Linked DNA regions of Homo sapiens: region 2 is linked to region 1. The links are chromatin contacts, found by Hi-C or POLR2A ChIA-PET in ENCODE. All regions are on one chromosome and are shown on one strand. The core of a region is the stretch at or near the end of the contact, and the rest is flanking DNA. Distances in the headings are between cores, read along the strand shown.

Region 1 (2,500 bases), core at 1-2,500:
AGAGTGCAGATACAAGCTGTATCAGGAAATGTTTGCCTGGAAGATGGTTGTACTGTCTCTCCCCAGGATCCAGAGTCAGAGGTACCAGGTAAGCCTTTGGTGACTCGAGGCACACGCCTCTGACCAGGACTCTCATGGGCTCTGTGATACCACTTCTTCATGGTGCTTCTTTAGATAAGCTCTTGATGTTGTTTACAAACTCCAGACATCCCAGGGGAAAGTTAGGGAGGCTTTTTGTGCCCTGACCTTTTTTTCCAACTAGTTACTTGGCATTTGTAGCTTGGTCTCAGTAGTTTCTTCGAACTCCTGTCCATGAGCATCTTTGGGAATCTCAATTCCTGCTTCTCCCTCTCCTCCCCACCCCCCACTTTTTATTAGGGGAATTTTAAAACATACACAAAAGTTGAGGGAATCAAGAGCCCCCCACCACACAGCTTTATCAATATGTGGACAATGTTATTTATATTTTCTTTCCTACCTCTCCACCCCCACCAGATTATCTTGAAGCAAATCTCAGATATAATATACTCTTAGTATATTTTTAGAACAAAAGGAAATCTCAAAAGACCATTTAGTCCCCAGTGTCACTTCTGAACAGAACCAGTGGCTTCATAAAAAAAGATGGCACAACTTCTGCTATTGCAGACTCTTCCAGAATTTAGTGATAAGACATTAACCGTTTTCTTAACTTTGAATATAAACTCAGATCTTTAAGGATTTTTTTTGAGGTAGTTAATTGCCTATGGCTAAAATCGTGGTGATGTTTCACCTAATGCTGGGCACTGTCCAGCTAATCAGAACCAAGCTATGGATATTGGCTTCTGCCCTTCAAGGAGTCTACGTACAATCCTTAGCATCATTCTCATCATGTTACTCCTGTTTTTAACCAGCCGTGTTTCTATTTGCATTGTTCTCTTGCTTATCTCCAAATTTAACAAACTAAAGCCAGCAGTCTCCTTTTTCCCTAGAGCCCATCCCCTCACTCTCGTTTAGCTGTTCTGCCCTCTCTTCTGGGTCTTCTTTCAGCACCTAAACGGGACCCCATGTCCCCTGCAATCTTCATAAGGAAGCTCCCTTCTCAGGCACTCATCCAGCCTCCTCCAGCACTGCTCTGTGTGATCGCCCATAGCCCCACCCTGCTGACTAGGGGGCTTCTCTGTCCTTGTCTCACCTCTTAACTGCAAGACTTGATGGAGGCTCCCTCCTGCGTGATGCTCTGGACTCTTCAGAACACCGTGCCTCCTGGTTCTCCTCCCACCTCAGTGGCTGGTCTCCTTTCTCGGTTCCTCTTTTGCCTTCCCCTTAAACTCCCTCTAAATGTTCTGTTCCCTCTCCACTCCTGTGCACTCTCATTGTGGTCTCATCTAGTCTTGTTGACTTTAAATGCCACCTGCAGGCTGACAGCTCTGTGTTCGTATCTCCAGCTGACCTTTCTCCCTACTCCAGGCTTGTCTGGGCAGCTACTAGCATGGCATCTCCACTTGGCTATCTCGGAGTCGCGTCACACTGAGCACCTCTTGAGCCCTGCCTCCCCAAGTTTGATCTTCCCTCAGTCTTTCACTTCTCATCCTTCAGCTCATTCAGGCCAAAAATCATGGTATTGTCCTTGATTCCCATTGTGTGTCTCTTGAAAATGAATGCTGAGCTGTTTCACTGGCACCACTCCGTACAAGGTACCATCACCTCTCACTTGGATTATTAATATTCCCTCCTATCTGTTCTCTCTGCCTTTGCCTCCCTAAAATCTGTTTTCAACACAGCAGCCAAAGCAAGTTTTAGATTCTAAGTCAATCCTGACACTCTTTTCGGAGCCCTTGAATGACTTCCTATCTCACTCATCATGAAAGTCAAAGCCCCAGTGGCTTGCTGGGCCCGTGTAATGTGTTGCTTATTATTTCTCTGACTTCAGCTCCTGCTGCTTCTCCCTTCACTGGCTCTGCCCCATCACACTGGAGTCTTGCTGGTCCTCAAACATGCCGGTAGACTCTTGCCCCTGCGCCTTCACATTTGTTGATCTCAACTCAGAATCCTTGATGGCAAATAATCACAACTTACCCCTCTCCTCCTGGTTTCTCGCAATTCTCCCCTTCTCAGCAAGGCCTTTCCTGACGTCATTACTGAAAATGCAGCCTTCCCCATGCTGTGCCCACACTCCCTCTCCTTCTCACTCTTGCTCCGTAGTTCTCTCTCACCACCTGACATTCTGTGTGTTTTGCTTATTCCCTAATCGCGTCTCTCCTCCCATAGAGTGTAAGTCCCTGTGAGCAGGGATTTTTATCTGCTTGTTGTACCTAGAACAGTGCCTGGCACATAACAGGCACTCAGATAGTTAAAATGAGCAAATGGCTTCGTGCACTTTTCAGCTGTTTTTGCATTGCCAAATTTCTCTGTTGTCATTAATGTTCTTGTATTGGTTTGATGAGTTAAATATAAGTAGGCTTTCTGGTTACTTGTGGCCAGGGTAAGTGGATGTTATCCCTTAAATGCCATTTTGGTCATG
Region 2 (2,779 bases), core at 138-2,637, 45 kb before region 1:
CAGGCTTGTCTTGTTCACCAACGTGCTTCCAGTGCCTGGCACTGTGCTCAACCCCTCCACGCCCTCGCTCAAACTCAATCGATGTTTGATAGAAAGATGAAGAGAGATTTGTTCGGTCAGAGAGAACAGCATGATGACAGAAGGAAGGCGTACAATCAAAAGCTGTGTGCAGGGCCAGGAGCGGTGGCTCACGTACTCCCAGCACTTTGGAAGGCCTAGGCGGGAGGATCACTTGAGCTCAGGAATTCAAGACCACCCTGGGCAACATGGCGAAACCCCGTCTCTACAAAAAATACAAAAACTAGGCCGGGCGCAGTGGCTCGCGCCTGTAATCCCAGCACTTTTAGGAGGCCGAGGCAGTCAGGAGTTCGAGACCAGCCTGGCCAACATGGTGAAACCCCGTTTCTACTAAAAATACAAAAATTAGCCGGGTGTGGTGGCGAGCGCCTATAATCCCAGCTACTCGGGAGGCTGAGGCAGGAAAATCGCTTGAACCTGGGAGGCGGAGGTTGCAGTAAGCCGAGATGGCGCCACTGCACTCCAGCCTGGGCGACAGAGCAAGACTCCGTCTCAAGAAAAAAAAAAAAAGAAAAAAACCACTAGCCGGGCGTGGTGACGCAGGCCTGTAGTCCCAGCTGTTCGGGAGGCTGAGGCAGGAGGGTCGCTTGAGCCCGTGAGCCGAGATCGCGCCACTGCACTCCAGCCTGGGCGACAGAGCGAGACCCTGTCTCAAAAATTAAATAAATAAATAAATAAATAAATAAAGGTGTGTGCAGGTAACAGCAAGTAGTCTTAAAAGAGTAGACCGAGGTGTGTGCAGAGGGCAACAGTTGGGATATTTGCCTCTGTCTAATTAGCACCTTTGGACATTTGCGTCAGGCTCTGTGCTGACAAAGAGCGCACTGACGACCACAGTAGGGCCCTGCCAGTCCTGTGATGGCACCCAGCATTTAAGTGTGACAGAAGCCACCCACAACAAGCTACATACTGCATATAATTTAAGGGGGTCACGGCCCCGGAAGCCCAGCCATGGACCACGGTTTAAGTACCCCTAGTCCAGCTGGAACAATAAACATGAAATGAGTGCCTGGCTTGGAATGCAAGCCAGGCCGTGACAGAAATGAGGAAGGAGCCGATGGTTTCAGAGGCTGTCGCGAGGAGAGGGCCTTAGAGGCAGGCGGGGGACGACAGCGGACCTAAACTTCTGGGCCCAGGAGAAGTTCGTTCTTTCCTCCAGGATACCTGGAGCCGAGTGCAGGATCTCAGCGAGAAATGCCCCAATCTCAAGGGCGGCACCGAGAGGTGACGCAAGCGGCGCGCGAGGTTGCGTCAATGCAGGACCGCCCCGCCTCCGGCCTGTGCATTGTGGGACCTAAGGGCACCTGTCAGACGCCCAATCTCGCGAGTGAGCGAGATTCACGCGGAACGCAGAGGTGAGAACGGGGAAGGCCCTCCTCAGCAGGAGTCCCGCCCCCTGAAGGGCATGGGCCAATCACAATGCCTCTCCTTCCTGGCCGCTGGGATTGGTCCGAGGGTGCACATGACCGGACTGCGGGACATGTGACCGTGCCGATCTAGGTCGTGTGACCCGTCTGGTGTAGTCCTGGAACAAGGGTTTTGCTGCGGAGGGAAACGGCCAGAGACCTCGATCTAAGACCGGGGTTTGGAGACTGGCGGGCCTCGGAACAGCAGAGCTAGCGGACTTCCGGTCTGGCCCTCTGCTCACGGCCGAGGGCAAGGCGGGTTAGGTCACTTGCTGAGGAAAGAGCTCAATATGTCACGTGTTCCTCTCCCAATGACGTGGACCTCAGTTCCCTCTCCAGTGAAGTGGGCACAGTGTTGCCCGAAAAAGGGTGCTCTGGGGCTTGCCTGAGACGGGACGCGTGGAAATGCCCTGCCGAATATGAATGGGGCGATGGCCTCGCGGGACGGAGCAGCCCAGGAAAGCTGACCGTGGGCTGGGTTGTGGAGCGGAGCCCCAGGGCCTCGGCTGACTTAGCGGCCAGTCGTACATAGTGGGTATGCGGCGGGCCCGACGCCAGTCGTTGTGGACCACTGACTTGTAATCTTTACGACCTCAGTGAGGGTCAGAAGTGTCCGCGAGCCCTGTAGGCGAGGAGAGGCCTGGCTGAGGGCGCACAGCCTGGAAGGGGAGAAACTAGAGCTGGACTCTGCTTGACCCACAGACCCTCCGCCAGGTTGCCTTTGCGAGGCAAGAAGCGAAGGTTGGCGAGCCAGCTGGGAGTACCCACCCCCTCCATGCCTGGTGGAGTCACCCAAGCCCCAGCGACACCCCGGCCTGCCCAAGGTACTGGTGACCCTGGAGGCCGGGGCCCTGGCTTCTCAGTCAGGGTCTCCTCCCCATGGCGGCAGAGCTGTCTGGCGTTTTGAGCCCTTTACACCAGGGGCAAGAGGGCTGCAGGCCAGAGCCAGCAAAAGAGAAGAAGCAGAGGGAATGAGAAACCTAGAAGGTGGAACGGGAAGGAGGGAGTGAAATGGGCAAAGGCCTCCAAAAAAAACAACTTCCGCCTCCTAAGTTTAGTGCATTTAACTCTATAAATATCTATTGAACACCTACTGGATGCCAGGCACTTTTCTAGGCACTGGGCAGCTAGCATTAAACAGAAGGCAGAAACCCCTGCCTTCAACAAAATCTATGCTGTGTTGAATAAGTGATACAGGGAAAAGCTAAAGATGGGGAGAGAGGTGGGAAGGGTATAGAGGATGGGAAGAAATTTACAAAAGAGGCAGGGAGGGCTTTACTGAGAAGGTGACGATG

The links. A loop is a pair of places that touch in the nucleus more often than their neighbours do. ChIA-PET counts read pairs that join two places held with the same protein, here RNA polymerase II (POLR2A). Pooled maps may share reads with other maps.
Region 2: a loop to region 1 is called in a pooled map, with 5 times the contacts of the local background. The contact joins two enhancer-like sites. A Hi-C loop is called at or near these places in 2 of 168 maps with a recorded cell type or tissue (CD14-positive monocyte and PC-9), 2 of 37 single-sample maps with no recorded cell type and 5 of 50 pooled maps. POLR2A ChIA-PET finds 5 or more read pairs at or near these places in 3 of 52 experiments (AG04449, MCF 10A and T-cell).

What each region holds. Positions count from the first base shown.
Region 1 is chr14:101,991,586-101,994,085 of GRCh38, forward strand. It overlaps DYNC1H1 (dynein cytoplasmic 1 heavy chain 1), which reads left to right. Exons shown (of 78, transcript NM_001376.5): 11 at 1-88. Among named protein-coding and RNA genes, the nearest start is that of DYNC1H1, 28 kb to the left of the region's middle. RefSeq lists enhancers at 1-30, 1,399-1,538. Within about 2 kb of position 1,251, at least 2 of the 41 ENCODE cell types and tissues checked have a DNase peak (open chromatin) inside an H3K27ac peak, as active enhancers do.
Region 2 is chr14:101,946,769-101,949,547 of GRCh38, forward strand. No RefSeq gene overlaps it. Among named protein-coding and RNA genes, the nearest start is that of DYNC1H1, 16 kb to the right of the region's middle. RefSeq lists enhancers at 832-1,493, 1,198-1,317, 1,618-1,807. Within about 2 kb of position 1,388, at least 33 of the 41 ENCODE cell types and tissues checked have a DNase peak (open chromatin) inside an H3K27ac peak, as active enhancers do.